2 separate regions of the Homo sapiens genome follow, and region 1 is linked to region 2. A link is a loop called in an ENCODE intact Hi-C map of the cell type or tissue named here. Cell type or tissue: PC-9. All regions are shown on one strand. Links, peaks and the distances in the headings refer to the core of each region. The heading gives the core; the rest is flanking DNA.

The links. A loop is a pair of places that touch in the nucleus more often than their neighbours do. Peaks named below come from ENCODE experiments on the same cell type or tissue, not always from the same donor. Only the 100,000 strongest peaks of a DNase experiment are listed, where the experiment ranks them.
Region 1: it touches region 2 in a loop (5-fold over the local background); 3 of 110 quality-filtered maps call a loop at or near these places.

Annotation. Positions count from the first base shown.
Region 1 is chr5:145,463,386-145,480,356 of GRCh38, reverse strand. LOC105378211 (a long non-coding RNA gene) reads right to left here. Exons shown (of 3, transcript XR_007058983.1): 2 at 1,304-1,356; 3 at 432-516. It also overlaps a transcript of PRELID2 not described here. Among named protein-coding and RNA genes, the nearest start is that of PRELID2, 360 kb to the left of the region's middle. RefSeq lists enhancers at 487-987, 8,126-8,674. In PC-9, for the core only: no CTCF peak of the experiment used is centred there; DNase peaks (open chromatin) are centred at 7,936 and 8,356; H3K27ac peaks cover 790 bases.
Region 2 is chr5:145,522,146-145,539,116 of GRCh38, reverse strand. It overlaps a transcript of PRELID2 not described here. Among named protein-coding and RNA genes, the nearest start is that of PRELID2, 300 kb to the left of the region's middle. In PC-9, for the core only: no CTCF peak of the experiment used is centred there; a DNase peak (open chromatin) is centred at 7,616; H3K27ac peaks cover 2,143 bases.

The DNA of each region.
Region 1 (16,971 bases), core at 3,893-11,892, 58 kb after region 2:
AACCCAATAAATATATTACAACAAAAACCCACTCCAAAACACAGCAAGGTACAATAAGCAAATACATCTGCAGGTGATTGCTATATGATGGAAACTAGTAAATGACATAATTCACTAATATTTTTTATTTCTTCCAGTAAGTCATTAGATGCTTAAGAGAAGCGGCTTATGACAGTTTTCATTTTCATTAAATATTTATATTTACTAATGGCAATTGTTCTGACAAACTGGGTAAATTGAGCAACTTAGGAATTTATGCTTCAAAAATAGAAGTTCTGGAATTCCTAGTGAGCAAGCTAATGCTTGAGTCATTAACATGCCATTGATTTTATAGTTAAAAAGCTGGAAAGGAAATATAGTGAGTGTTTTAAATGTTGTGATAGTTGTTTATCTTGATACTTAAATCACAAGTCTTTTGATTGTAGATATCCATTAGCTATGAAACATGCTCCTGTGGATTTTTCAAAGGATCCTCTTTCAGTTCTCTGGGGTTATCTTACCCCCCTTTTTTGTCATCTATGAGGAAGAAAATGACAATGAACCATTCTTGCCATGTAGTGGCTAAGGAAAGGATCATAAGTTTCAGAAAATTGGAAGACCAGAAATTTGAATACAGGACAAAATTTCTGTTTCTGGAAGGCAAAAGACCTGAGTTTCTGGGGAACTATGAGAGATTAACTTAACCATAATTATTCAACATTAGTCCAATACATATTTACTGAGCACTTACTGTGCACCAGGCGCAGTGCTCAGGATGCAGTAATGAACAAGAAAACACTGTGTCTGAACTCAGGGTACTTAAGGCAGACAATTAAGTGAATGGTAATAACACAATGTGAGGAATGTGATGACAGGAAGCTGTGAGCACACATACACAGGGGCCGTAAGTTCAGGGACTGTCTTCCTGATGAGTGATGTATGCTGGGCTCTGCAGGATGAACAGGAGGTAGGAGTGTTCCAGGCCATGGAAACAACGTGTGCAATGGCCAGGAAATTAGAAAGAGTATGGTGTGTGTTGTCAAGCAAATGGGCTCGCTGCCTGATGCACACAGAAGCCAATAACTATGGCACCAACTTTTGAGAAAAGAAAGCTTTCTTTCAGCAAAGAGACAGAAGCAGGCTCAAATCTGTCTCTCTGATTTGGGATCTGGGGCAAGTTTTAAGGGATCAGAGAGCAAGGGAAAGGATTTAGGAACGTTGGTTTGGCAGGGTCTGATTGGAGGGCTTCAGATTTGAGCATTTACAGTAAAGTATGTTGAGGCAGATTTTAGCCTTGGATCTTCCTGGCCAATGGAGTCCTTACTTCTTAAAGAGTTCTGATGTTCAGGTTCTGGTCAAGTCTCAATCTTCTTGATTCTGAAGGCAGAGGGGAAGAATTGTGACTTCTGGGTATTGTTAGAGGTCAAAGCTTTTTCTATTGCACATGCCCAGGCTATACAACTTGCAGTTTTTGGCTCTGTTATGGCTAAAAGGCAACCTGATATTTTGTTATCAACAGAGTAGATCCAGTTTGGGCTGGTCCCACAGTTACACATGTTCCAGCCACCAAAAGACAGCGTGGGTAAAATAGTTATCGAATAAAACCTAACATGAGCTACAAATGTGAGTCATACAAGTAAACATAACATTTATAATTCTAAACTTTATAGCAGTCACATTAAAAAAGTAAGAGGAGGCAGATAAAATTAATTTCAATAATATGTTTTATTCAGCCACAAATGTCCCAGAAACTATCATTTCAATGTGTAATCAGTATAAAATATTAAGAAGACACTTTATATTTTTTTTCTTTTTCTTTATTTTTTGGAGACGGGGTCTTGCTCTGTTGCCCAGGCTGGAGAGTAATGGCGTGATCTTGGCTCACTGCAACCTCTGCCTCCTTGGTTCAAGCGATTCTCCTGCCTCAGGAGGATCCCCCAGTAGCTGGGATTACAGGTGCGCACCACCATGCCCGGCTAATCTTTTGTACTTTTAGTAGAGACGGGGTTTCACCATGTTGGCCAGGCTGGTATTGAACTCCTGGCCTCATGATCTGCCCGCTTCTGCCTCCCAAAGTGCTGGGATTACAGGTGTGAGCCACTGCACCTGACCTATATTATTTTTTTCATACTAAGTCTTTGAAGTTCTGTGTGTTTTTCACGTGAGCACAGCTCTATTTGAACTAGCCACATCCAAGTGTCCAAAGTCAAATGGCTACTACCCTGGACAATACAGGGCCTAGACAGTAGAACAAGGGCTCGAGTGGTGAGAGATGGAAATGAACAAGTAGAAAGGAACCAAATCTTGAAATTTATTTATTTATTTGTAACCCATTTAATTAGACAAAGTGGTCTTTAAGGTTCTTCTAGCCCTAAAATTCAGTGAACCACTAGCCTATCTTAATGTAGGAGTGGTAAGAAATAGCCCAAACTGACTGTTCTCACCTTAACATCTCAAATTTCTCTTCCTCCCCACTTCCCCCTTTCCCTCCTATTCCTCTTCCTCCTCTTTTCCTTCCCTTTCTCCTCCTCCTTCTCTTTCTTATTCTTTTTATTCTTTTGACTAAAAAGGTATTTATACATGCCACTGACCCAGGAATGCCACAATGCATATACTTGCACTCACATAAAATTTTATTTAAAGCTAATTTCTCTTGGTTCATTTTGTAGGGCTTCCATTTGACAGTATTTATAGTAGAATTTTATATAGTAGATTTTACCTTCTGGTGATAGCACTTTCAGTTTTCTTTGGGAACTGTGATTCATTCCTCCATTTTAAGTCAATGTTGTCCAGGTGTGGCTAGCCATGCTCCAAGTCCAGGGAGAGGTGTGTCTTAGGCCTATGCATGCATTCTTGGCCATAGCGATTGGTTCACTGATGGGCCTGTTGCATAAATCATATGAATCAGGGCCAAACAGAGCTCATTTGGGGAATTTTTCTTGAGCTATTGGGATATAAGTATATACTATTCTTTCTGTTGGTAAAATTATTCATAGGATAGGATAGGATGTGGACTGCAGTGGATGGCCGCCATCTTGTCTCTATGAGGAGAGACCTTGCTTGAGAATGAGCAAACACAGAGAAATGTAGAGCAGTGAGATGGGAGAAGCAGAGCTTTGAGAAAAAGCCTTTTGTGCTCCTGGATCCAGCTGTACCTGAAGTGCAAAGATCCAATCTTGGTCTTTCCAGTTTTATAAATCTCTGTATCCTCTCTCTCTCTTATTCGGATAAAGCCTCTTTGAGTTGGAGGTAGATCTGGAGTTTCTACCACTTGCCATGAAAAGATTACTGGATAAATCTTCAATAAGATTATTGTCAACTGAAACAGTTTACAGAATGGGCTCCAGAATTATATTATAGAAAAACATCATTGAATACAAATTCTAATGCCTGAAAAATATGTTTTTTCTATGAGCTACTATTAATTATTAACGAATTAAGGCATTTGCTCATTTTATTCAATGTTTATTACAAATATATGATTTATCAGGCACTGTGTTCTGCCTTATGTGTTATATTGTGTCAATTATTTTCCTGATTGTTTTTCTCATTCCTCTGTGCGCTTTTGGGGACAGAATACTCCTGCCCAACACCACATAAAAAGGAGAATTTATAAATAAAAATAGAAGCAAGATCTATGCATGTGAAAGGTGTTTCATTCTTTTTTAAAATTGCAAGTCTCATACTCTTTGAGAAGGAACAATTAATAAATTTTTATTTTTTTAAGATGGAGTTTTTTCTTTTCACTCTTGTTGCCCAGGCTGGAGTGCAGTGGCGCAATCTCGGCTCACTGTAACCTCCACCTCCGGGGTTCAGGCGATTCTCCTGCCTCAGCCTCCCAAGTAGCTAGGATTATAGGTGCATGCCACCACACCTAGCTAATTTTTGTATGTTTAGTAGAGATAGAGTTTCACCCTGTTGGCCAGGCTGGTCTTGAACTCCTGGACTTAGGTGATCCACCAGCCTTGGCCTCCCAAAGTGCTGGAATTACAGGCGTGAGCCACCACTCCTGGCCTGGAACAATTAATTCTTTCAAATTTATCTTCTTCTACTTTACGCATGTCACATAATTTTCTGCATATTTTTCTAACTATAATTTTGGAGAACTTTAGAATTGATTGTCTCCCAAAATTGTGACTAGAATAAATGGGCAGTTCAAAAATAAATCCACATCTAGACCTTACCCCCAGTGCATCAGAATCACTTGGGATGATTATTTGAAATGAAAATTCCTGGGCTCCTTTTGTTCAGAGATACTAAATTGGAGTCTTTTTGGTAGAGTCCTTAATTTATATTTTAACCAGATGCTTTAGAGAATCACATGCACAGTTAAGTTTTAGAATTACTTGGTTGCTTAGGAAAACAATCCATAAGCATTGCAGGATAGAGTGAGAACATGGACTGGCTTTGAGACTTAGACCATTAGCATTTAAATATTATTTATCTACTTTAGTCCACCTGACAACAAATAATTATTTTTAATGATTATAAACATTTCACATGGGAAAATATTTTATAAATATTATTCACCTATTAACGTATGAACAGAATTTTATTAGTCACAGGTAAATACTATAGATCATAGAGACTATTTATTAAATTTAATTATAGCATGTGAACTCTGTCTAATGAGAGATTAGCTGACCAATATTAACTTAAGCTGGAAAAGCTGGGCTAATACTATTCTTTTCAAACAAGAAATAAATCTTGTTCCTAAACTCTATTCTTACATATTTTATACAAACTCTTAAAACATCTTGGTCAACTTTTTTTACATTAGCCTGTGCTGTGAGTTTTGACATTTATTTTAAATTTTGTATTTCCTTGCAAAAATGGTTGGTACAATGCATTCATGTAGTAAGAACTGCGTTTGAGAATGAGATCTTGCAAAATAGAAATAGCCACCTGAAATTGAGATTTGGAAAGGGGACTGAAAGAGAAGCTCAGATCACAGTGGATGTTTAGGCTGCTTATTTTTTCAGTTTCATAAGCTAAGTGGAAGTCTTATCATGCCCACAATATTTTCTGGGCCCTGGTAACATTCCCACATAGTTTATACTTGGATAAAATATTAAAACCAAATAAAGCAACTGGGAAGAGTTTCTATTTCAAGGAATGTTAGATCACTTGAATGTTGGCCTCTAATTCTGGCTAGCTAACTTACTTTTATTAAGTTCATTCATTCATTCCTTCATTCATTCAACAAGTGTTCGTAAAGTGCCTGCAATATGCCAGCCACTCTACTAAGCATTTGAGATGGAATAACATGCACATACCCTGTCCTCATGTGTCTTATCATCTGGTGATTCTACTTATCTGTGTGTCTTGTCCTATGTGGAGGAACCCAGAGAATAGTCTTTCATAATTTTCAGAAGAACTTTATTTTAGTTTCCATAAATAACAGACCTATTGGCTTAGTAAATAGTTCATTTAATATGCATGGTGATATCTCCTTTTATACACTAAATCCTGCCCATCTCAGTCCAGTGTACCCCATGAGGAATAAATGAGTTAATCTATTGATTATCACCACTAGACTATTTTTTTGTCAATGATCCTGCCACAGATAGAGTACAAGATGATTGTACTTTTTACTAAGTTACTACTACAATCTGTAGCATGCACATCCCAACTTACTTCTTTAGAAAGAAGTGTAACATTCACACTGACCCCCCGAATAACTATATAATCAGGAAATCTGTCTTGAGGGGCCAGCTGTGACTTGAACCCATTTGTTGGGTTCTATCAGCCAATGTAGCAATTATGATCAGGACTGCTTAGGAGGATAATTGGACCAGGCCAAACAGGTGTGAGTAATTGCCTGCCACTCCAGAGCATGGGTTCTGAAGGTATGAGTGCTAACACAGAACTCTTCAATGATTTGCAGGGCTGCCAAATGACTGTCATCATGGCTAACCAAGGCCTGATAAATCTCCCTTAATCCCCAGATTTCTATGTAATAATATTTCCATGGAAAAGAAGATTCAGTTTCAGGGATCAGTGCCTGGGAGAGTTCTCTTTGTCTTTTCTAGTTTTATAAAATGATTATGGCAAGAGATAATTGGTGGTAATGTTGAGGCCATGAGAACACTGTAAGGAGTTGCATGTAACGAATGTTTTAATAAAATAATACAAAACTGATCACGTCTACATTCTACATTGTTCTTTCTGGATCCTCTGATCTTGGGAGATAGATTTATTCAGCCATTTATTGTTGTTACTTATTAGTATTCTCACAGGTATTGGAATCACATCCTGCCCATGTGGGCGTAACACTCTGGATTGAGTACTTTTCTTTGCTATCAACATTGGGTTGAAGTTGATATTGGTTTTTCCTTTAGTGGAGCCAAAAACACTTTTCTTCACTGTTCTTGCATCTGTTACTAACTAAGGCGGCTTCCACAGATTTAACTGTAACTTAGCTCCTGGTAATTGCAATAGCATCAGCAAAATTAACATAAGTATGCTCACTGAATATTTTACACTATGTAAACTGTTGTTGTATATATTTTTATATTCGATCTTTGAAGCCATCCCAAGGGGTGATTGTTATGAAACTTATTTTACAGATAAGAAAATTAAGGCTCATCTGAAGACTTAAGGTCACATGACTTGGAAGATTTTGACCTAAATTCAGAACTAGTTCCTCTTAATTTAAGATCCTGTTCCTTTCCCGTGGCACTGAATGCCATTCACAGAGATGGCTGCTGTGTCATGTGCCCTCCAAATTTTACTCTGCACTGTCTTTGAAGATATATAATAATAAAGATAGTAAAATGCAAGAGTAATAGTAATAATAATAGCATAATTTGGTGTTAACAGTGTTGCTCTAACCTTAATAAGTGATTTAAATTCTCTCTAAGATTCACTCTACACATCTGTGAAAACAGTAAGCATCTCTTAATATTGTGAGGATTAATGACATCATCCGTATAATAATAAGATGATGATGATGATAACTACTGCTTTGGAATCCTATGTGTTTACTAAATCCTAGCTATTTTATATGTATTAGCTATAAGCCTTGCAATAATGTTGTAAAATATGCATTTTAATTCCCAGCTTATAAATGGGGAAATAAAGACTGGAAAATGTATGTGATTTGCTCAACATCAAACAGTCATCAAGAGCCTGTGTTAACATCTGGCGTGGATCCAAAACCCATGTTCTTTACCGTGGTAAGTTGTTGCAAAGCATTCTTTGAAAAAGATGGAAGCCTTCTTCACTCAAAATTGATTAATTTCTTCAAACACTTGACCTCCCATGAATACCAAGTCCATGTTATACTCATGGTATATTTTAGTGTACTTAAGGTACACACAGTAAAAGAAATTTAAATTTCACAATTTAGCACAGATAGTTGGTTGCTGTGAATGAAAATGTTTCTTTTTGTGCGAATGAGTTTATATGTGTTATCCTAGGTTCCTTAAAAAAAGGTAGGTCAGATTCCAAAGAAACTGTGTTCTAGAAAATAATAGTTTAATGAAAATCTAGGTTGTGGCCCACAGAATTGTGACTCTATACTTATCAGACCAGAGAATGATGATTCAGGCTTATAACTAAAGATCCTTGAGTGTTTTTGAGGGATTTACACCTGGGTTCTTATATCGTGTCTCCTCTGTAAATCTAGCAGGAAGACAAGGAAATTGTTCTGTACCATTTCACCACTGAGGAAACTGAGTCTAGAGGAGTTACATTTTCTGCTGAAGATCACATAACTAGGGGAACTTGTTTCTACCTCCAGACAATTTTCTGCTGTGACCCTAAGGTAGTAGGCATAAAGGGCTGGGGGCTATTCCTCAAGCTAATTTGTGGATAAAGATTTATTTTTCTTCTAGGCCTTAGGATTATAATGGGAAAGCTTTCTCCTCCTGTATTCATCTTTAATGTAATTAGTATAAACTGTGAGTCAGAAGGCTGGGTTTCAGTCCTGCTCTGTCACATACCAACTGATAAACTAGGTCACTTAACCTATCTGGGGCTGTGTTTCCTCTTGTGAAAAATGAAGATAATAGTGCTTATCATTCTTGTCCTATGGGGCTGTGGAGAGCATCTAACCAGAGACTGTAGGTGGTAAGAAAGTGGTCTCAGCATTCAAGTCCTGGACAAGCTCTAGCCACCCAGCATAACCTCTTCTTTCTTAATCATACCATAATTTTCTTTTGAAGAATTGCTTATCTTCTGTTATGTGTGATCTTGGAGGGGCTGTGAATCAGGGTCTTTCTGCCTTCCTACTACAGTCGTCAAAAATGTTCTGGAGGCCATTGCAAGCTTCTCCCTCCACACCCCTCCTCACCCTCTGGCATAGTCACAGGGCAAACACTGGATCTAAGCCAATCAGATGGGCTCTTTCTTCTGGAACTGAATCCTCAGCAGAATGACAAAGAAAGACTAAACAATGATGACTCAAATGAATTGATCCTTTGATTCCACATCAGCTCCTTCATGAGACTGGGAAGCAGTTCCTTTACCTTCTTTGTTGTCCCATTGTGGAGCTGGCTCCTCCAGCTCTCCCAGCAATTCTATGGGAATCATTCTCCAGTGATTTCTCTTTTTGGATGGCCTAAGTTGGATTATGTTGATTGCAATCACAGAATTGTATTACATATGTCAGTTTTTAACGTATTTCCTTAACCTTAAAATGCCACAAATTTAATATGCATCATTAAGTTTTTCAGGGAAAAAGGAAGAAGCAGTCACACTATATTCAATATATACACCGATAGGCAAGAGGCATACTGGTTTGAGAAATGTGAAACATGAGAAGTAGAATGTAAAAAAAAAAATGTGTGTGTTAGAATTGAGGAATTATGGTACCCATATTATCATTATTAATAAATTATATTAGAATAGTAGTTATGACAACTGAGTATTTTATGTACCTAGAACCCACAAGGAGTCAGGGAAGTAGGCCAAAGGACAAAGGAGTTGATTCTAAAATTCTCTTGATTGCTTCTCTGAGAACTTCTCAATTTATTCCCCTTTTGGTATAAGAAATATCTGGTTTTGACTGCCAGCTAATTTCCAGAAGTTGAAGGCAGTTATGGTTTATTGTGAGTGGGAGGTTTGTAAGAAAATAGCAGTGCAGCAGTAAGGAGAAGCTCTCTGAAGTTGTTCTGAATGTACAGCTAATGGGCAGTTATCTATGAGAGAGATTTTTATAGCTTCCTCCATATAGCTGGTGAAAAGTTAGCCTGGATGTTGGGGGAGGAGCCTGTCAATTTGGCTTCTTATCAAACTCAACTTTGTTAAGCAGTTAATTCTAAGGTGTTTTATCCACTTATTACTAAGGCATGTAAGTCTGAGCTGGCAGCCTTGATTAATAGATTAATGATCACTGCTCCCTACAATGTAATTGTCATTGTGTCCCTAGAAGAACTACAAATATACCTCCGGGGTTAGGATTAGGTGAGGGTGACTGTCAAGCAGCCATAGAAGGTGTGAGGATTTGGGACTGTTTAAATGAAGACAAAGACATGCCCTCAAGAAGCAATTTTCCAAGCTGCTGTTTTGACTTGACAGTGGCAGATACTTCATTGGAAGATGTTGTGAAAATGAAATGCAGCAGGATCAAGAGGAGAGGGTCTATTAGTCACTCAAAACTGACTTGTGCAGATCTTGCAATTCCATTTGTATTTCTGTCTCCCTATCTGTAAAGCAAGAGAAATTATTCATAATTTGACTGTCATTCATATCATGCTAAGTGATTTAGGGCTGCATCTTCACATGACCCAGCTTATAACAGATGGGCTGTAGATTTAATGAGGTGGTGTATCCCTGCTCTATCATTTCCCAGCTCCATAAGCAAGGGCAGTTATGCAACTCTTTATGTCTCATTTCCTCATGTGGAAAATGAAAATAGTAATAACCCATCTCATCATCATTTTGTTATAAAAATTACCTAACTAGTGTCTGACAGGCTTAGCAGGTTACAGAGTAAGTATTCGGTAAATGTTAGCTACGATTACTTAGTAGATGGGCCTGAAGATATTTGTCGATGGGTGCAATGTAGATGTTTTATGATTCCTGTTAGCATGAGTTTGAAAAACTACAGCCCTGAGTCAAATCTAGCCTGTCACATGTTTTTGTAGAGAAAGTCTTATTGGACCACAGCCATGCTCTCTTGTTTATATATTGTCTATGGCTTCTTTTTTGCTACAGAAGGAGAGTCAAGTAGTTAAGACAGAGATCCTAAAATATTTACTATCTGGCCCTTTAGACGAAAAGTCAGCCAATCTCTGGGGATCATCAAGAAAACAGACAACTGTCCCACCCTTCGTGTGATTTACGTTTAGTAATAGATTGGATGTGTTATAGTTTACTTAACTTTTCCCCTTCGGGTGATTAATAGACATTTAGCAGGTTTTCATTATTTTCATTCACAAATAATTCCACAATAAATGACATAATATATATGTGAATATATCTGTAGGATAGATTCCTACATGTGAAACACTTAGGGGAATTATTTGGGACACCTCAGCTGATGTCTTGCAGATTTACTGATGGGACATTGTGAAATTTCTCAATACCAAAGATGTCAGAACTAAGTACAGAATTAAGCTGTCAGTTCTAATTCCCTATAACAGAGTTTATCAGTAATTAGCTTCTTTGATCGAGCCAGAGGTTGCAGTCCCTAAAGAGAAAAACACAGCACTGAATCTCAAGAAATTGACTACTTGTCAGATGAAGTTAACTATCAAGATTCCTACCCATCACAAGTAATCTTACAGCTGGTCATTGCTTCCATCTATCAGTTCGGTGTCGCTGCCTTTTTGCTTTGGAATAGATTGTGTGGATAGAGTCATCAAGCTTAATGGAAGTTTCCATCTGGATCATGGCATCTGTTAACCTTAAAAAGGCTTATGAACTCTGAGTAAGGGAGCAGTTACATTATTCTTTCATATAAGGTGATATTATTCCTAAGGCCACTCCTTTGTGAAACATGCCTCAATCAGAAGATCTGATGGTAGAAACAAACATTTTATCCATAGGTAAAGGACCCTTCTGTTTTTTACTTTTGACACGCCTCAAATTGTTGCACCTGCAAAGACATGGCTCAGGATTTACTACTAGTATACAAAATTATGATATATTGGTTAGTAGATTGTGGAGATTAGCTGACTATATCTAGATAGTATTTTAAGATAACAAAATGTTATATTGAATCAGGGCACCTAAAATGCAAAAGTCTAAGGGGCGAAGGAGATAATGTTAATGGTGAACTTGAAAGCTTGTTTTTCATTTGAAGAGAGGGGCTGCTACTTAGTCCCAGCCAATTGCTGCCACACCTTACTTTTCTAAAAGAAGGTGGACATACACTTCTGTAGGTAAAACTGTCCCAAGATTTAGAAGTCTGCAACTAAAAATAAATTAACTTAAAAATAAAATAAGGACTTCATGTCTAAAACACCAGAAGCAATGACAACAAAAGCCAAAATTGACAAATGGGATCTAATTAAACTAAAGAGCTTCTGCACAGCAAAAGAAACTACCATCAGAGTGAGCAGGCAACCTACAGAATGGGAGAAAATTTTTGCAATCTACTCATCTGACAAAGGGCTAATATCCAGAATCTACAAAGAACTCAAACAAATTTACAAGAAACAAACAAACAACCCCATCAAGTGGGCAAAGGATATGAACAGCCACTTCTCAAAAGAAGATATTTATGCAGCCAACAGACACATGAAAAAATGCTCATCATCACTGGCCATCAGAGAAATGCAAATCAAAACCACAGTGAGATGCCATCTCACACCAGTTAGAATGGCGATCATTAAAAAGTCAGGAAACAGCAGGTGCTGTAGAGGATGTGGAGAAATAGGAAACACTTTTACACTATAGGTGGGACTGTAAATTAGATCAACCATTGTGGAAAACAGTGTGGCGATTCCTCAAGGATCTAGAACTAGAAATACCATTTGACCCAGCCATCCAATTACTGGGTATATACCCAAAGGATTATAAATCATGCTGCTATAAAGACACATGCACACGTATGTTTATTGAGGCACTATTCACAATAGCAAAGACTTGGAACCAAGCCAAATGTCCAACAATGACAGACTGGATTAAGAAAATGTGGCACATATATACCATGGAATACTATGCAGCCATAAAAAGTGATGAGTTCATGTCCTTTGTAGGGACATGGATGAAGCTGGAAACCACCATTCTCAGCAAACTATCGCCAGGACAAAAAACCAAACACCACATGTTCTCACTCATAGGTGGGAATTGAACAATGAGAACACTTGGACACAGGAAGGGGAACATCACACACTGGGGCCTGTTGTGGGGTTGGGAGAGCGGGGAGGGATAGCATTAGGAGATATACCTAATGTAAATGACGAGTTAATGACTGCAGCACACCAACATGGCACATGTATACATATATAACAAACCTGCACATTGTGCACATGTGCCCTAGAACTTAAAGTATAATAAAAAAATATATATATAAAAAACAAAACAAAATGAAACAAAGTAAATAAATTAACTTTAAAATAAACTTGAAAATAAATAACTTAAAAATAAAAAAGCATATATGGCATGACAGTTGAAATATATCTGCTAGTTTGATACCACCTGTAAGCCAAAAAAAAAAAAATCTGTAAAGTCAGGCGGTAGAATGATTGAGAATAGAAATGGCTCAGGATGAGATGCTCACAATTAAGGCCATGAATTGCTAGGAATTCCCCTTAAGAAACAGTGCTTTGTCATCAGACTTATCTACCAGCAGGGTAACTTCTGTTTCCTTCTTGAGGACTAAATGATAAAATGTATGTAAAGTACTTTGCACGGTCTCTGATACGTGGTAGATACTAAATATATATTAGCTAATGTAACATAAAATGTAAAATGGACCTACATTTTATTTTAAAAATATGAAATATACTTTAGGTCTAGAATCCTTTCATTCTTTTTTTTAGGATTAGCATATATGTAGACTTGGAATGGTTTGTCATATCCCTATTTCCTGGAGAGCCACTATGAAATCCTTCAGTGTTGTCGTTTTATGACTGGACTTGTGAAGGGCCCAGAAAACTCTGTGTGGTGTATCAGGTGCCAGAGCACTGGGAATTCCATGATGCAGATGGAGGCTTCCAGTGCTGGTGGGCTAGAGTTGTGTTCTGTCCCTAAGGACAAATACTCTTGGTTATAACAGTGATTCTCCAGATTTTTATAAGTTATGGATTGTCATGATAACCACTGGGATAGTGGACTGAACCAGAAGGACTGTGAAGTATGTTTTAATGTGGAAAGGGTCTTCCTGGGTTTTACAAACTTCTGGGAAGATACTCCTGGGAGATGCTCGTGGGCATTATAATATCATCAAAGGGTCATTGGAGACCTTTCAAATTTACTAGTGACCCTGGTTGAGACTAATGAGAATGTTGATCTAGTGCTGGTAACATATATTTCTTTAGATTTGGTACTAGATTAATTTTTCATTTTTATGGACAGGTGAATTCAGGGTGGGTGGTAGGTGTGAGGTTGTAATGGTAGAGGCATAAATGCTTGTTCTAGGTTGAGTGTGGCTTGCTAAATGGGAGTGGGTTGGGGTTAAGAAGGCCTGGGCGGCCCTGAAATAAGTATTGGACTTCATTATTTTAGTGGCCTGCTTAGACAGAAAACTATCATTTCCTGGAAAAAGCCCTATATCTGTTTGTTACCAAAATGTTTGTCCCAGCTTGTCAAGGGACAATGTGTTCTTGGATTTTCTACTCAGTGGTTTAATTACCAGCCAATATCAAAATAAAATGGAAATTTTACATTCTTACTTAGTGGATAAACTATTTATCTATTGCCTTGTCCAAGCATTTTACATAGTTATAGATAGATATATGATATGTAGGTAAATAGATAGACATACAAAAACATACATTATATATCATGTAATATATATTCTAATTTGACTTTAATTACCAGCACATAATTTAAATTCATGTTAGTTTGATCACTATTTCCAAGTAGTAAACTAAATGCATAATTGTTCATTTAAATTGTCACAAAGCCACCTGTTTTTCAAGACCTTTTATTACTCATAATGAAAAATGGTATTAATTATTATCATTTGTATCAAGATATTAATCTTGCCAAATTGGTATGCTTATGTTTGTATTCATACTTTTGGTTTCTATAGTAAAGTGAATTTCCTATGGAGAGTATCTTTTTAGATGTTCTTATCTGTTTTTCTCATTCATTTTATTAATCATTGCCAACTGTTAAACTGTTCAGCTTCCAAGGACTTTTTTTTTCTTCCATGTCTTTAATGACTAACTTATTTGGAACAGCAGCAGAAAGAAAAATCTCTGAGGCAGAATCTGCTCACACACATTCTGACACGTCTCAGCTCAGGGAAAATTTCCAAAGGATAATTATAGATGTCACTAAAGCTGAATTCATGATGGTCAGATTGTCAGAAATCTTATTTATAAATGCTATCATAATAATGGAGGGGAATATATCTTACTTTGGAAAAGGAAAAGTTTGAAACCTTCAAGGCTGCCTGGGTTTGCCTGCATCTCTGGCTCTGGGATCTAGTTTTGTGTTAGAATCACCTGTGGAGCTTTTGAATGCTAAAATTTAATTCAGCCACTAACAAAAGTTTTCTCGGACAATATTTACTATTATACTAACTAGCACAGCACTCACTCACTGTTTGGCACTGTTCTATCCACTTTAGATCTATCATTAACTCATAGAGTTCTTCCAACAAGTCTATGAGGTAGTCACGATTAGGACGGTTATTTTACCAATGAAGAAATGGAGACATGGAAAAGTTAAGTAGCTTGCCCCGGGGTCACATCAGTAGTAAGGGTAGAGTCGGAGTTAACCCAGGCAGCTTAATTCCTGAGTTAATGCTTTCAATTACTGTATCTTCCTACTGCTCATCTTCACCATGACTATGACCAGAGAGAAAGATCTGGGTTTATTAGGATAATATCACACAATGGAATTCATTGCCTGGTTCTCAACTCTTACGCATTTAATTTGAATACCTTATTTGTATCATTATTGACTTTTGGATATAGTGACTGATTACTCTCTAATGAGCACACACATAAAAATTTGTCTCTAGTCTGGACTAACTAAATCAGAATCTTTGATGGGTGGGGCCTGAGTATCTGTGGTTTAAGCAGCTTCTTTGCTGATTCTGATGTGCATGCTGCTAGCCATCTAATATCAGAAGGTGGAAAACTACACTATTAATTTCAATATAAAGTAGACTGAGACCAGGACTCTAGGAGGCCATGAAAAGTACTATGGGGGAACAGGTGGAAGGCATTAATTCTGAGAAGCACATACAGTGACATATTTATATATACTATTATTACAATAGCTTTCCCAATTCTAACCCGTTCTGATCAATAGGACAACATACATTACAAGAGGATTTTGGGCAGAATTTTACATTTTTGAGGGACTTTACTTTAGGCTCTTTGGTCCAGAGGGCAAAGTCAGGTACCCCAGTCCCCCCTGTTGGCCTATGTCAAATATTAAAAATATTAAATCCATGGATTTCATATATCAGATAGGAAACCATACCTTCTGTACCTCTTCTAATACACATGCTGATTCATAGAGAGGCTTTAATTACCTCAAAGAAGATGCCAACCAATTGCCAATTTGATACATCAATTGGCAGTGTTTAATAAAATAAATGAGAAAAACAGATAAGTAACATCTAAAAATATATTCCATACATCTTTCACATGTCCAAATACATCCATATATCTCTGTCTTAAAGAGATGACATATTAAAAGGTCTGTAGAAGGTGAATACACAGTATTAAGAACCATTTGCTAACTATCCCCTATGAGAAATGAGTTTCATTCAAATTCCCTCCTACAGGATAAACCTGCAGATATTTGAAGACAGACTTCTTGCCTTTTTCTTAGGCATATATTTCTGTTTCCTGGTGTTGAGAAATATTTAAACATTAAGCTTGTCAAGGCCTAATCTTGTGGTATCAGAGTCCTAATATCAATAATTAACTTTCTATTGTCATAACAAAATTGGCACTAAGAGAGGTATATAGTTGTTCCACCTTTCCCTTATTCTAATATTATTTCCTCAGTGAGCCAGGGCCTTAAATAACTATACATTTGCATAAGGGATGCTCGATTGCTGCATTAGCTCTTAGGCTTTTCTCAACTCTATCTGGAAGCATCATGCTTGGGGTAATTAAAGAACCTCTTTAATTCAGCATGTGTTTTAGAAGACGTACAGAAGGGGCATGGTTTCCTATCTGATATATGAGACCTGTGGATTTAATATCTTTAATATGTGACACAGGCCTTTGGAGGTCATTGGGGTACTTGACTTTGCCCTCTTTGGACCACAGAGCCTAAAGTAAAGCCCCTCAAAAAGGTAGAATTCTACCCATAATCCTCTTGTAATGTATGTTGTCCTGTTGATCAGAACAAGTTAGAATTTGGGAAGCTGTTGTAATATTAATGTGTATAAAAGCTTTGGTAACTTTTATCTCTGAATCAGGCTTAGAGTATTACGTCATCACTGGACTTCCATACATATTAAGTTACTGCCATGTGGCAGTAGTGTTCTCTTAACTGGACTCTGTTTTCTTTTGGTTTATCTTTGGTCTCTGTGGGATCTTTACTGCTAAGATGTAGAGCCTTAATGCTGGCAATACCTTCAGGCCCCTGTAGGCTTCTGGCTGCATTCTGTTTGCTATTGTCTCTATGACAGTTTCATGCCCAGAATGGGTCACCAGTAGACAGTGATTTTCATTTGTCCAGGACCCATATCAGAGTCCTTCCCGTTATGAAGTTGCATAGGGGAACACAATGGTCATAATATGATTAGGTATAGTTAATGTGACTACTTGCTCAATGCAAATTAATTACAAAGTTAAACTGAAAACTATGCAAAAGATATAGAATTCTATAAAATTAATTAAAAATGAAAGTGGAGAACTTCTCCCATCACATGGTAAACTATTGTAAAAGGATTAGACAGGA
Region 2 (16,971 bases), core at 4,444-12,443:
TCTGATGAAGGCTCCTTGTTTCGGCTGTCTTAGGTTTTCTTATCTCATTGCCTTTCTACTCCTTGGAAGACCAGCATTCAGCAATTTGGATTCTTACAAGTCAGGTTGCTATTTGGCTCTCTTACCTGATTGGTCAAGATGATTTGTGGTGATGCTGTCAGGTATTCTGAGTTATGCAGTGAGGCTTTCTGCTGATTGAGTATGTGCTTTTGAGCAGAAAATGGCCTTTATAAATCTTTCCTTTAACAAGGGCTTCAAAAATTTGCTTCATTCACTGAAGTTCATAACTATGTCCTCATATCAATAAACTTTGTGCAGGAAAGATTGGTTGCTTGAAGCACTCCTCTGTCTTTGGATGCCACTGAGCACAGTACAATCTATCCATTCAGGAAAGGGGGCTTTCACATTTCTCCAGGATGAATGAAAGCAGGAAAAATAAAATGCCAACTATTTCCAGAGTTAAAAAGTCTCATGACTGATGGCAGACAGGTAACACACAGCTAGACACCTTCTGATACTATAGATATTTTAGTAGCAGAATGCTTAAAGCTAGTGCTGTCTAATAGAACCTTCTGTGATGATGGAAACCTTCTATAATCTGCCATAGCCACTTGCCACATGTGGCCATTGAGTGCTTGAAATGCAGCTGGTGTGACTTAGGAATTACAATTTTAATTCATACTACTCAACAATCTATGTATTTAATGCAATCCCTATTAAAATTTAGAGAATATTCTTCACAGAGATTTTTTTAAAATCATAAAATTTATGTGGAAACACAAAGGACCCCAAGTATGCAAAGCAATCCTGGGCAAAAAGAACAAATCTGGAGGCATTACACGAATTGACTTTAGAATATACTGCAAAGCTATAGTAACCAGAACAGTATGGTACTGGCATAAAAAAGGACATAAGGACATAGTGGACAATGAAACAGAACAGAGAGCCCAGAAATAAATTCACTCACTTATATGCAACTGATTTTTGATAGAGATGCCAAGAACACACATTGAGGAAAAGACAGTCTTTTTAATAAATGGTGCTGGGAAAATTGGATATCCACATGCAGAAAATTGAGACTAGATGGTTACATCTCACCATATACAAAAATCAAATCAAAATGTATTAAAAACTTACATGTAAAACTGGAAACTATAAAATTCCTGGAAGAAAACATAGGGGAAATGCTCTGTGGTATTGGGCTGGGGAAGGATTTTAAAAATAAGACTTCAAAAACATAGACAACTAAGAAAAAATAGGCAAATGGGATTACATCAAACTAAAAAGGTTTTGCACAGCAAAGAAAACTATTAACAGAATTAAGAGACAACTTGCAGAATGGGAGAAAATATTTGCAAACTATACATCTAACTAGGGGTTGATCTCTAGAATGAATATATAATGAACTTAAACAACTCAACAGTAAAACAAAACAAAACAAAAAACAAATAGCCCAATTAAAAAAACAGGCAAAAGATTTTAATAGAATTTCCTCAAAACAAGACAACACAAATGACAAATAATATGGAAAAAGATGCTCAATATCACTAATCATCAGGGAAATGTAAGTCAGAACCACAAGATACTACCTAGTTCCTGTTGGAATGGCTACTATCAAAAAGACAGAAGAAAACAAGTGTTGCTGAGGATGTGGATAAAAGGGGAAACTTACATACTGTTTAGTGGGATTGTAAACTAGTATAGTTATGGAAGACATCGTGGAGGTTCCCGAAAATATCAAAAATAGAACTACCATATAACCAGCAATCCCATTACTGGGCATATATCTAAAGGAAAGGAAATCAGTATGTTCTTTGTTTTTCCATTTTATCACCTACTAGTCTATACAGCCCATATTTTTTGGTTCCCTTTCTTCATTTCTTCTCCCACAAGGTACTTGGGGTCCTTTGTGTTTCCACATTTATGCCTCTCTATTCCCCTAGGATCAAAATATATTATTGAGTGAAACATGCAGTTTACAAAATCATATGTATGCCCTTTTGGTAAGTAAAAACTATGCATAGAAAACGTTCTTTTACAAGACGGGATTCTAGTTGATTTAAAATTTTTAAACTTCTCTTTGTTTTATCAGTTTTCTAGTATGTAGATAATACTTGCTTATTTAATAATTTTTTAAAAATTAAAAACTTAAAATTTTTAAAATTCTCTCTTCCACAACAAAGTTCTTGTAACTTCTACTTTCTTCTGTTTAATTTAGACTTCCTGTGAATGTGCTCAGGACCCCTCCATGCACCTACACCCTTATGAAATATACACCAAAAGGACCTGAAAAAGACATACAAAGTATAACAAATTTTCTTTTATTCACTCTTTGAGTCACTTTATTAGGCCTTGAAAAAATACTATGTCCTTATTTTCACATGGGCCTTAAAACCAATATTTCATTACAGCCTCTAAGGGGCCAGGACTAAGTTAACTGCCTTGAACTACATGGAAGTATCCTGGCCCCTATGGACTCCGAGGGAGGGACATTGTATCTTTTCCTCTCTTCCCTTGTCTTTTAAAGATGCAAAACACGAACTCCAGCTTTCCCTCCACATAGGAAATAAATAAAAGAGTGCCTTAGAACATTTTGCAAGATCATGGAGAAATACAGACTTTTACCCAGTAGTGCAAGGTTGAGAGTTCTTGGCAGCTGCATTTTGAACTCGTTGTACAAAGTCCGTGAAATGATTTACTTCCCGTTGTATACAAATGAGCAAAATCACATACTTAATTTTAGATTCTTCAGCAGTGATATCATTTCTATTCTAGTTCTACTGCTCGTAATTTAAAATGGAGAAGGCTTATCTGCATTCATTTCTTAGATCATTGCTTTGGCACTTTCAAGATTTTATCCAACCATGACTTTTATAACCTTGTGGAAATTGCAGTGATAAAGCATGCATCAGCAATTTTCAAACCCATTTCTTTTTGTGAAGCCATCCCTCAGCCTCCCTTAACAGAGTAATGGAGAGAACCACAGGTCTTTTTTACTGTCTTCATTTTTAAAGAGCTTTGTTTTGGTCAATGAGATGTACACCGTGGAAACAAGTCCAACACAAACTTTGTAGTATTTTTTTCATTGCACTTCTAACTAACCTTGATTAGATGTAAGGCAAGGGGCTGCTCTGCCATTTTATCCCCTAAAATTGGTTTCAGAGGAATTGGTTGTAATGGAAATGTCAAATCATTTAAATATCAACCTTTAAATACCATACAGACATATGGATGTGAACATTACTTTGCCCATTCTTTGATTCTAGTATGTGACATGTCAGAACTAAAGGAAGAAGTGAAAAAGAGAAATAAACTATTGTTCTAGAATAAATGACTTAAAACACTTGGATATGGACATGATGAATGGATGAGGATGATTGGCTCATCTTTAGAGCAAGATCTTCTTTTCTCTGAAAGTTGGAGCCAAAACGGGATCTGCAGAACATAGGCAGCTATGAAATTATACACGTGCCTCATTGTTCCTTCCATCCCACTTCTTCTCATGCCCTAGAGGACTCATTTTCCTTGAAAGTAAGCAATTGTGAGTATAGGACTTTGCAAATGACTTCAGGAAACTTGCCTTTTGAAATATAATAATAATAAAAAATACTCCTTATCTTGGTGAGAGCAATAAAACCTACTGTTATGTGCCTAATATATAATATAGTAAATAAATATTGAATTGAATTGAATTCTGACTGCTGGGAAATGGACTAGGCCAGGAAGAAGTGGGCTCAAGTCTCACTGTGTTCTTAATTAGCTGTGTGATTCTAAGAAAATCACTTAAACTCGCTGGGCTACAGTATAATAGTGATAAAAATATCTATTTTGTGGGAGTCTAAGGACATAATCTCCAAAAATTCTCTGAAATTATAAGGTGGAAATGAAAAAGATGAAACAGTGCATAGAGAGCCATTTAAATGAGGAGCAAAGTGTAATTTTTAACAAGTTTAAGTATGATTTAATCAATTGCATCTAAAGGAGATACATAGGGGGAAAAGGCACATATGTCTGTATTACAAATATGGCTCCTGGGAGTCCTAAGCCTATGCAAGGTCTATAATTCTGTGGAATGGCAGAGATGAACTTGTTAAATTCTGCCTAGAAAAGAAATCTAATGTCAAGGGCTCTGTCAGACAAATAAGATCTTAGAAGAATATCAAATGTTAGTCTTAGATCAGCGAAATAGCAAAATACTGTTGAAATGACATTTGCTATAGGGAGAAAGTCATTTAAAGCCACCTCATACAATGAGCTGGCTCTAGTTACAGTCTGGAAGTATTTTGTCACCCAGCAGAGACTTTCTCTATATGTGAAATTATAGGTTGTTAGATGTTCAACCATTTCTGTGATACGTATCAGCTTGGTTTTCCCAACACTGTGAGCACAGAAAAAAAAGAAACCAACATTTAATAGGCAACTACCATGATAAGCCAGATAAATTGCATTTATTACGTTGTTTAATTTAGGTAGGTTGACTGAGTTAATTACTTGTCATTTTGTGAATGAGGAAAAAGGGACTCAGGCTTAGTAGTTTACTGGTGAGGAGGGAGCCAGGTTCAGTCTGCCTTACTCCACAGCCCATGCACTTTTTAGTTGCACCAGTTTTTTCTCAAAGTATGCTCTGTTGGAAAGTTCTGTGATCAAATAATTTGTGTAAATGGTGCATGCTGTAGCCCCTTTTTAGACATTTGCAATACCTATTAAAAGGTAAAAGGCTCAGCAAAGTGAAATAGTTAAGACTGTTAAAATATTTTTTACTTAGTTTTTTAAATTATCATAAAATACACATTTCCTGTGTTTCTCAAGAAACACAATAACACTCAAGAAACACTGTTGAAGAAAAGATACTTGTGCACCGTAGAACACAATATAAAAAATGCTTGCCTGTTCCTGTCTTGAGTGTAAGCTTGTTTAGTGAAGTCTTATCACCTGAGAGTAATTGTGGATGGGTCAAAGGACCTAAATAGGGACCACTTGTTTTCTAACTATATAACTTTGTTCATGACCATGAAATTTGCCATTTCCTTTTACTACAATAAAGACTTTTATCTATTAGAAGGGAAATAAAAATTGGAGTCCAAATTCCTATCTAATATAGAATCTCCTCAGTCATATAATCCACCAATTTCAACTTCTATCACTGATACTTCTGTGGCTGATAAGTTTACCAGCTGACAGCCTCTACAAGGCAATCTGAAAGATTTTTGTGCATCTAAGACATGTAAATGAAAAGAGAAACATCCAATCAGTTGGTCACCTGAATTCTTGCTTTGACTAGCAATAGGCTGCTCAGATACTGTCCAATATACAAATATTTGGAATCCTAACTACAGAATTTCAGGAGGCATGACTGACTGAATCTGTCACTATGTTATTGATAATATGTAACTTGAACAAACATATCAAAAAGAGGGAATACAGTATTTAAGAGGGAAATATATATGCTGGCTCTGCTTCCTGCAACTGGGAAAACTTAGATAAGTCACTAATCCCTGTAAGCTCCAGTCACACATGGGACTAACAATTGTGTGTTACTCTTAGAGCTATGGTGAGGAATAAATGAGATAATGCACACAAAACATTGAGCAAAGCATGTAATACCCAGTAAAGTGTCTATTTTTGGTCTGCTCAAAGAGAGTTATTCCACCTTGATTTTTAGTATTCAGAATACTAGAGAAAACAGCAACAATAACTTTGATATTTTCTTTCATGCTATCCCAATTATTATGTGGGGTTCTTTCATTTGAGTTCAAGATATTGAACCTAAATGTACGGTATAAAGTCTCCTTCTGTCTATACTGTTTTGGTGCTAGCATCGGGACTGAGAAATAGAACTCCCCATCAGCCCCAGATCTCCCCAAGTCATTAGGAACAGAGGAAAATAGGAGTGATGCCTTTTACATTGTCCCATTCCCACATTTTATACATGTCACTGGTGTATTGGCACTTAAGTTGGGGTGTTGTTGGAAATAGTGGTGATAAGGATAATAGTAATAACATATATTTAGTGTGAACCATGTGGTCAAGACCCATTCTAAGAGCCATTCTAACAGTACAGCTGTTATGAAAACCAGCATGGAGGTCTCTCAAACAATTAAATATAGAATTACCATATGACCTAGAAATCCCATTTCTGGGTGTTTATTCAGAAGAAATGAAATCAGTATGTTGAAGAGACATCTGCAATTCTATGTTTAATGCACCATTATTCAAAGTAGCCAAGATATGTAATCAACCCAAGTGTGCATCGACAGGTGAATGGATAAAGAAAATGTCATATATACACAATGGAATACTCTTCAGTCTATAAACAGAAGAAAATCCTGTCATTTGCAACAATATGGATTAACCCAGAGGAAATTATGCTTAGTGAAATGAGCCAGGCACAGAAAGACAAATACTACACGATCTCACTTGTATGTGGAATCTAAAAAAATTCAAACTTGTAGAAGCAGAGAGTAGAATAGTGGTTACCAGGGGCTGGGGGCAGGATGGGGAATGGGAAGAGATTGGTTAAATGGTAGAAAGTTTCAGTTAGACAGGAGGAATACATTCTGCAGATCTATTGTACAACAAGGTCACTATAGTTAAGTTTTTGTATACTTGACAGTCACTAAGAGCAGATTGTAAATGTTCTCATCACAGAAAATGATAAGGATGTGAGGTAATTGATTTGTTAATGAGCTTGATATAGTCATTCTACAACGTATATGTTTACTAAAGGATCACATTGTACACTCTAAATATGTACAATTTTTGTGTCAATTGTACCCAATAAAACTGGGGAGAAAAAAAGAAAAAAGAGTCTTACATCGATGATCTTATTTAATACTTTTCCAAGCCCTATGAGTAAGTATTGTTATTCATATCTCTATTTGGTGATGAAGAAGAGTTAATCACACACCTAATGAATGGTCTGGGTGGGATTAGAATACTTGTCCTTCTCACTTCAAAACTCATGCTTTTAACCACCGCATTAGAGACGTAAGGCAAGACAGAGAAGGAAAATGATGATGACGATGATAATGATAATCATGCCAACGGACATTTATTGAGCTGTTACTACAAGCCAGACATTATACTGCTTTGCATATATTTTGTCATCTAATTTCTACAACACTCCTGTGTGATAGTTTCTATTAGTATCACCATTTTACTTAGGAGCAAACCAACTTAAAGACACGAAATAACTTTCTCAAGTCTACATGGCTAGCAAGTGACAGAGCTAGGATTTGAATCAAGGTTCTTTGTGGATTAGCTATTTTTCTTAATAGTATAAATGATTTAATGGTAGAAACAGGACAGTAGATATTGGTTAGCAGGTTGGGGCAGGTATTTACACTTATTCTATGCCTAGATAAAATGTTTGTGGATCTAGGTCCTGATGATCCTTCTCTGCATGAGAGCAAGGAATCTGTACATTCAAACCCAGCAGAGAGGCCTTGCAGAGCCTGGGGAAATGGCCTTGCCGATGCACAGTCTGCAGAGGCTGCACATTTTAACGAGCAATGGGCCTTCCAGATTCCTTGTCTTTCCTGTTCTCCTGGCCTAAGCTGAGCGAGGAGTCCTGTGAGGTGAATCATACTTTCAGTGAAGGGTGAGACGATGGCCACTTGCCAAACAGTTTTCCAGCCTTTTCTTCAATTATCAAGGTTAGAGTTCTTAACTTTCACCCTTTGGAGGAAGTGCCTCAGCCACATGTGTCCAGCAAAACACAGCTTTTGACACTAGCCAGAAGTAAACAACAATTACCTCTCACTTGTCAAAACAGTCTCTTTTAGGGGAGAGAAAGTAATGAAATGGACAAGATTTTTTAGTCTGTGTCAGAACAGTCAAGGCCAGAGACACAGCATAACAACTCAAGGGGGGAATCAAGAGGTGTCCTTCCCCCACTTCCTCAATATACACAAGATCAGACAATGCACACGGGCTGCATGTATTGTATTATTGCCATGGAGGCATGCAACAAATGACTAGCATCCATATAGTGAGATAGATCAAAGAGCCCTCTCAGGGGTTGAATATATATATATATAGACTTTCAAACAACAGCAGAATTAAAGCCCAAGGCTTCACTTTTCTTTCAAAGAATTTACTTCCAATTAAAAAACAAAACCAAAATGAAAGAACTTTTGAACTATACCAGGACCTGGAGAGGACTTTGAAAAAGCTAAGACTTTCTACATATTTGCTCTCTCCTCTTCCCATTTTTTCTCCACTCAAGATGGAGTATTAGCGGCCTACTTACATGGCATGGTTCTAGTTCAGGATGTCTGTGCTTCTCCTTGGGCAATTATGACTATTACAGCTGCTCTCCTGCCCCCACCCACGACTAGCTTCCACTCAATTTTTACCTCCAGAAGGCTTTTTCTAAGTTAGTGATTGTGTTGTTGTTCACTAGCTCTCAATGCTTCAGTGACCTCTACTTCAGACAAGAAAAAGTCCTGATTTCTTAGCCTACTGTTTGGTACCATTGCCAACCGGTTCCTGCGTTCGTTACCAGAGTCTTGGCCTGTCTCTCCCTCCTTATTCTTTCTTCTCCATCTCAGCCACAAGAGTCTGGTTGCTGCTCTCCTTACTCATCATCGTCCTTCCTGTCTCTCTCTACTTGACCAATTTCCTTTGGACTAACTCCTCTTGACTTATTTTCTATTTGGTAAACTCCTACTCATTCTTCAAGGCCCAGGTTAAACAATGCCCCTGTGGAACTCCTCCTCTGATTCTCCAAGGTGTTATACTTTTCTCATGAGTTTGTAATGAATTATTTAAATGTGATCCCAATGTGACTGGGAGCATCATAAGGTCAAAAGTTGTATTTTTCTCACCGTGAGCAATCACTATCAACTGGCAATGAATGAAACAATTTTATGTTAATACTTGTTGAGTAAATTGAATGGCGTTCTCTATCTACTGTAAATGTATTCTGGAGAGGGCATTGGACTAGGAGTCAGTAGTCTTGAATTTTGAGTTACTCACTTGCTGTATGATCTGCGGCAAGCCCCGGCTTTCTCACCTGAAAAACAGGGATAATAGTACCCTCTTCTGAAAATCAGAGGAAAAATAGATGTGAAGTTATCTGAGACATAAAGCAATATTCTAGTGCAAATGATCTGCTTTCAGTAAAGCAGATCATTGTATAAAGCACTTGCTCTGGTCACAATATGAGCAGGAAGAAGATTGAAATAAATGGTCATCTCAGGCATTTTGATTATTACATAAAACGTGCTAATAGTTTAATCAAGACAGCACTAAGTAGGTAGGGATCAGACATTTCTCAGATATACTAACATAGACTTCAGGGCTTATGCTCAAATATCTCGTCAGAGAGTCGTTTAGTGAACACCCAATCTAAAGCAGACACATATTTTGTATCTTAACATTATTTTGCTTTTTTTTGTTGTTTGTGTGTGTTTACTGTTTGTATCTGTCACTACAATGTCAGCCTTATTAGAATAGGAACATTGTCTTGTTCACAGCTGTTTCCTAGTGCTTGGAACAGTGTGAGACATAGTAGGCACTCAGTCAATATTCCTTAAATAAATGAATTGTCATTCTCTGAGGACAAGTGACAGTATTGTTAAATTTCACACACAATCACGATTCTCAAGATAATTCAAATGGGATAATGTACATTAAAGTACTTTATAAACCATGAAGTTGTAATAACAGATTCATAATTGTGGCCCATTGAAAAATCCTGGTCTGATTGTTCTCATGCCGTCTTAACAACCCAAGAAAAATGAGAAAGACTGAGTTAGTTGTCTGTTTAGTGTTTGCTCATGTGTTCTCATTTCTTTGGAATTAGAGAAAGACTTTAGAACTAGTTTAAATGCTTTGACAAATTCAGTATGATTGCCTTTGGTTAGCACAGAGCGGTAATTAAGTCTGCAATTATATGTTCAGATTTTCATATTTTTCTTGTATGTGCATTTTGACAGTAATTGAACAAGGCAGTATTTGCAATATCCATTCTGAAACTGTTTCACAATATTTCATTATATGCCAAATTAATTTGTTAAACTCAAGTAGCAAATGAAAACTTCAGCATTGATCCAATTAATCCAACTGTGGGACCTTACTGCTAATATGCCCTAGCAGGGAAAACGGAGGGAGATGTTGGGTAAAATGTCTAGAAAGATTAGGGATATAGTTGGGGAATGGAGGAGAGCCTGATAGTAAGCTTTATTTTTTATTCTTCTAAGTTACTCTTTTTTCCCATTAAACATCATTTGCTTCCTTGAGAATCAGCACAGTGGGAAGTTGAATAAACATTGATGAGGTATGCATCTGATTTTTGAAAAGACCTGGGGAAATTTAATTTTCCCTTTTGGTCTCTCTTGTGTGTGAGTGAGAGTGACTTACTCTCTCTCTCTCTCTCTCTCTCTCTGTGTGTGTGTGTGTGTGTGTGTGTGTGTGTGTGTGTAGTTTAGAATGAAGTGAAACGGCCCAAAGCAGAATGGCATTTTGATTGTCTATGGCTCTTTTATTTGTCAAGTATACCAGTATGCCTTACAAAAAGTAAGTGAATTAGAATCCCTTTCACTGTGATAAAAACTTGAGATGAGAGGTATGGAAATTCTCAGTGGAATATAAAATCCCTTTGCATGTATGTGCTCTCTCTCTCTCGTGAGCTGATGATAGGAAAAGAAACCTGCTCTCTGTTGGGTGAACAGCTCCTTTATAAAGTTGGGCCTGTCTGCCAGCTTCCGTCATTATAGATTTATTTATTCGTTTAAGCATTTAGTCATTCAACAAATAGTTACTGAGTATCTATAGTGAGCCTAGGACTGTGATAAGTACTGAGGATACTACGAAGAGCAAAATCAAATCCAGTTTTCATCTCAAAGAGGTTAAAATCTAGTGGAGCAGCATATGACAATCACATAGCTCTCCAGATGTATACTGAAACTACAACTCAGGTAAATGCTATGAGGTGTTGAGCTATCTATGAGCTTAAAAATAGAACATTTGACCTTAACAATGAGGTCTAAGAAGTCTTTCCTGAGAAAGTGATGCTTGCATTGAGATTAGGGTGGAGGAGCTGAAGGGTTAGCGTGTTGAATGAGGGTGAGTAGGTGATAGGTGGTCGCTGGGAGATGGGACATAATATGCAAAGGTTCTGAAATGAGAGTAATTATGGTTAAAGCAGATGATGGTAATGGGACAACAGGGCAAGAAGAAGCTGGAGAGATTGGAAGGAAATGATACGTGGCAGCCTTATAGATAATAAAGTTAACACTTTCGGGGTGCTTATTTTGTTCTAGTCACTCTTCTAAGTGTTACCATATTAACTCATTTAATTATTATGAAATCCCATGAGGTATGTAAAATTATAAATTGCATTTTACTCACTAGGAATCAGAGGCATAGCGAAGTTAAACAACTTGCTGAAGGTGAGTGGTAGAGTTTTGGAAGTAGTGGAGTCAGGATTTGCACTGTTTTGCTCTACAGTAAAAGCTCTTAATACAATATTACCCTTGAGGGCAAAGCACAAACTTTCTGGCTGTCTCTCTCTGGATTTGTATAATGACAATGTATAGAAATTCAGAATTTCAGAGGCTTTAAAAACTTCAAGAAATTGCTTGAAAAATTCTGCATGTGCAATAAGTAAGATTATTTTGTTTTTTAAAACCTTTTTATTTTGAGATAACTGTAGATTTATATGCAATTATAAGAAATGATACACAGAGATCCTATGTATGCTTAACCCAGGTTCCCTGACTGGTAACCTCTTGCATAAATTTAGTATAATATCACAATCAGGAAATTGATGTTGGTATAATCCACCAACCTTATCCAAATTTCATAAGTTTTATATGTATTGATGTGTATATTTGCATATTTATGTGTATGTATATATGTGTGAATTTAGTTTTATATGATTTTATCATGTGTGGGTTTATATAACCACCATCATAATGAAGATAATAGAACAGTTTCATCAGAAGGATTGCTGGTGCCACCCTTTTATAGACACAGCCATTTCCTTCCCCCACCAATACCTATCTAGATTATTTTTAAGGCAAACAACTTATATGTTATTCCATCATTGTTTGTCATATAAATCTAATCTAATTCTCTCATTATCGTAGCCCTGGCTGCACCATCTGGTGAGTATTCTTTTTCATCCTTGACATTGTTCAGTATTAAATGGTTAACTTAATGTATAAAGAGTGACTAATGAACAAGATACCTCAGTTGGCTTTTGATGAACTATTACTATATAAAAATTGCACTGCAAATAAATGGGTAAAGACTTCTCCCAAAGAGAAAATCTTATTTTTCAAAAAACAGAAGTCATCTTTCCTGCTCCTGCCTTTACTGCTATGTACTCATTACACTCTACATAGCCTCTCAGGCTCTGATCACGCCTTCTGGAGTCATTGCAATGCTGAATACTACTTGCTGTTTTTATCATTGGTATTGTTATTAGCCTGACATGTCTCCCATGATCTAGTTTTTCCATCCTCTAGAACACTTCCCACGGAGAAGCCAGAGTGATCATTATAAAAATAAAATCTAGACATCTAATTTTCCTGCTTGAAATTCCTCAGTGGCTTCCCATGACTTTCCAGACCAAGTCCCATCTTAGCCTGCCATACTGGGCTCTTCATGGCCTGGCCCAGCTTGCTCTCCAGCCTCTCCATGTACAAATATAGGAAGCAGCTTGCCATCTTTTTCCCCTGGGCCATTGTGTATACATTCCAGACCCCGATGACACCTCCTCTGGAAAGACCTCCCTAATTGCCCTTCACTACAGGTTTTGTGTCCCTTCATTATGCTCTCTTGACAGTGTTACAGAGTAGTTAAGAGGTTGGGTTCTGAAATCAGGTTGCTCTAGACTTAAATCCCATCTCTGCTACTTAGCACACGTGTGACCTTGGATGAGTCCCATCACCTGAGTTTTGGTTTCTACGTTTGTAATAATAAGGACTTTGTCATGTTGTAAAGATTGAAGAAAAGAACACATGTAAAAGCATCATGGCTGGCACAGAGCAGAGCTCAGTTAATGACTGGCTTTTATAGCTATGATGGTGCTCTGGGCTTCCCTGCGGCATAGCACTAGCTGCACCATCTTGTGAGCAACTTACTCGTAAGGCCTGTGCTTTAGTGCTTTGACTCCCAGCCCCTTGCACAGTGTGGGTGCTTAGAAGTACATGAATGAAAGAAGTAGACCCAGAAAGAAAAGAAAATGGATCAGGTTTCCAGTTGCTGCAGAGTCTGCTTTTTTTCGGAGTTTGGCCTTCATTGTTTGGCCTCAAGTCAGTTTTTAGAATGTCAGATATATCCACCTTTAAATGCAAGCCCCAGATTTATTCCAAACCCCAGTATAAATGGTTATTGGTTTCTCGCAGTTGTTGATGTGTGTTTTTTTGAAAAACATTCACATGCTTGTTCTTCGATCATTGAGAGTAAACCGAATCCTCTGAGTCTGAACAAAAACTTAATTTTTGCCTGAGGAGAGAAGCACTGGGTTTAAAAGACAGAGAGAAAGCCAAAAAGAAAAAGAACCCAAAAACTGTCTCATGGTAACTGCTGATCATATTTGGAGACTGTGCAATCAAGTCCAAGAACAAGAAAGTTTGTAGTGGGCTTTCCCTGTTGCATCTGTAGAGGCGAAGTGAAGAGATGAGGTGAATCAACCACCAAAGACTTCAGGTGAGAAAAACCCTCAACTCCATATTATTTAGAAATTTAAAAAGGCGATATCATTAAGGACTTTAAATTTTGTCCCATTCTTGGAGAACAAGGGTGTGTGTGTATACATATATCAGATTCTCCTAGAGATTTCTTTCACCCCAATTTACCTGCAAATTGCAAGGAGAAACTTTGCAAAGGGGATCCATCATGGTGAAGAAAGGAGCTGTGAGATTGGCCTAATTTAGTCTGAGTTCTATTTCTGCCTGTCACTCACTGTCTGATGTTGGGCAAATCACTTAACCTTCTGAGTCTTGGTTTCCTCATTTGTAATGTGAACATATTGAAATAATACAACCTGACTGTGAAGGTTGAATGAGATAACACAGCCCAATGGCATAGAATAAATGTTCAGTGACTAATCTCATTAGTGTTTGTATTAATATTAGTATTGATATTAGCATTAGGATTGGTTCTGGTTACTTTTAAAGTGAAGAGAGGAAAATATAATTAGCTAACTTGCGTCAAACTCTTCCTATGTAACAGAGGCCGTGGTAGGGGTCCGATGTGCACTATGACACTTAGTCTCACAGTAAACCCGTGAGATAGGTATTATTTCTGTTTTGTAGAGGAGGAAACTGAGGCTCACAGCCACCTTGTTCCACAGCCGTCCAGAAGGAGAATTGCTGCTCAAATCCTATGACTGTAACCCAGAATGGTTGGTTGGTTCCGAGTTATTCCAGGTAACTTGGATTGGAGCTTTTTCTGAGGGGACCTAGTTTTGTGGGTTTATGCACTTTCCATTGCATTGAATGAAGTCACTGGGACATCAAACACATCAGCTTATCAAACACATCAGCTTTTGAGCTTCCACGTTAGCAAGGGACAAACTTACAGAATTACCACATGGAGAACAAAACCACGTTTTCCCTCTTTGCTCTGCTTCTGGATCCAAGGCTTCTCTGAGTTACTAATGGTTTCTACTGTTTCTCAAATCTCGAGTTAGTTTCACTCTTTAGCTTAATTAGGGGAGAGTTTACCTTCATCTAGGGCCATCCTCTTGAGGCCTCTCTGTACCCGGGAAATGGCCAAATCCTAGCGCTCTGGCTGGAGTGCCCAGAGGCCACGCACGGATTCTTGTTCTGGGATCTGCACTCCATACTAATGAGAAGGGATGGCTGCTCTGCAGAGATGGGCTGAAAGCAAGTGGCAGAATCTCTTGGGGCCAACCCATGACCCATTCCTGTGAATGCCACTTTGAGACTGCGACTCTGCCCAGTCCCTAATACACAAATGGTGGGTGAGGGAGCCAGCCAGGGAGGATCATCTCGGCTGGCACAGAGTGGTGTGCTTCAAAGGGCTCTGCTATTAGAGAGACTTCTGAGAGGAGCTGACCTGGGATTTCAGCCTATTTTGCAGTGGCTCCTTGACCCCTGAAAAACAAAAAAATCCTTTGAGAAGCAGCACAGATTTCTAAAGACGTTAGCAGAATAAGAAAGAAATGTGAAATTCTCCTTCTAGGCATATACACCAGAAAAACTTTTGTTTTTCAAACAAAAGTGGTCATCTGCATGTGCAAACTAGTACAAGGATGTTTGTTGCTACATTATTTATAATAAAGAAAAGTTTAAAGTAATTTATCATATGCCTAAATATAAGATAACTAAAAATATACAGTGACACCTCCTATGAGTTGAATATTTGTGTTCTCCCAAAATTGGTATGAGGAAGCCCTAACTTCCCAGTGTTGCTAATACTGGGAGTGTTTGGAGAGAGGGCCTTTATGGAAATACTTAAGGTTAAAGGAGACCATAGCAGCGGACCCTGATAGAGCTTGCTTTCCTTCCCCTCCCCAACCCAACCCCTGCACAGAAAGTAGGGGCCACAGAGAGATGGTGGCCACCTACCAGCTAAGAAGAGACCTCAGAATAAAACCTGCCATGCCTACACTTTGATCTTCCCAAACTTCAGAAGGATTGTGAGAAATAAATTTTTGTTGTTTAAGTCTTCCAGTGTGTGGTATTTGTTACAGTGGCCTGAGCTAATACTCTCCCCTTCCTTTTTAAAATGAGAAGATCAAAAAATGGTTTGGGGCCAAATTGAATATATGAACTTTGTTAGGGATGTGAAAAGTCAACTGTTTATTTAAAATGTTAGCGATACCTATTTAAAATTACATGTTGTACAAAATAATAACTTAGAAGTGTTTTTTCCTCCGATTGCATCTGTTAGATGATGATTTGACTTACGTTTCTCCCATGTGCCTTTGACATCATGTTTCTCATCTAAAAAGAACCACTTTCTGAGTCATATAAATCGTATCCCAGGGCACGTGATACTCAGTAGTTTACAAATCAGTCTATAACACTTTGTCTAGAAATTTTACCCCAACTACAAGGATCCATGTCTTAATATTAAGATGGCTGACTTATTCATTTGTCTTGCTATATATTTGCTCTCCACAACCTGACCAATTACTGTATTGTTTTAAGGTGATCTTTAAAGGGTTTATACATAATGGCACACAACACTTGCAATTACTTATAAGTGATTACCTAGTCTATATTAATTTCCTTCCTTCCTTCTTTCTTTTCTCTCCTCTTGTTTTTCTTCTCCTTCTTCTTTTTCTCTTCCTCCTCCTTCTTCTTCTCCTACTCCTCCTCCCCCTCTCATCCTCCTCCTCTTCTTCCTTCTCTTCCTCCTCCTCCTCCTCCTCCTTTTTCTTCCAAAGATAACATTGCTTCAAGTTATTTCTGGTAATGTATCTTCCCCAGCAATGTCGTGTGGTTTGAAATAAAGTAAATGCAAGATTGCACTGTAATATGAAAGTCTTTGTGAAGTCTAGTGTATGGGTACTTCTTTATCTGAGTGATAATTTTGGGGGCAATGTTGCATCATGTTCTGGCATACACGCCATCATTTGGGAAAAGAAAAAGAAAGTATATTCATATAATGAAATACTATACAGAAGTGAAAACATGAACTCTTCTCTGTCTCTCTGTGCCTCTCTCATTTTCTCTCTCTCTGTCTCTCTGTCTCTCTTTCTCTCTCTCTCTCTCGTGTGTGTGTGTGTGTGTGTCTCTGTATCTATAGATAGATACACAGTGATAACCAATAAAACACATTGCAGAAGCTACATGTAGTATGACATTTATGCAAATAAAATACCTAAAATAATATAATACAGCTGCTGTTTGATGTATTTATATGCATGTAAAAATGCAAAAGGGACTGGATAGATATAGTTCAAATAAATGGTCTTGAAGAAAGGAGAGATGAAGAGACTAGGAATTGGGACAAAGAAATTTTATCTTAATTTGTAATGTTTTA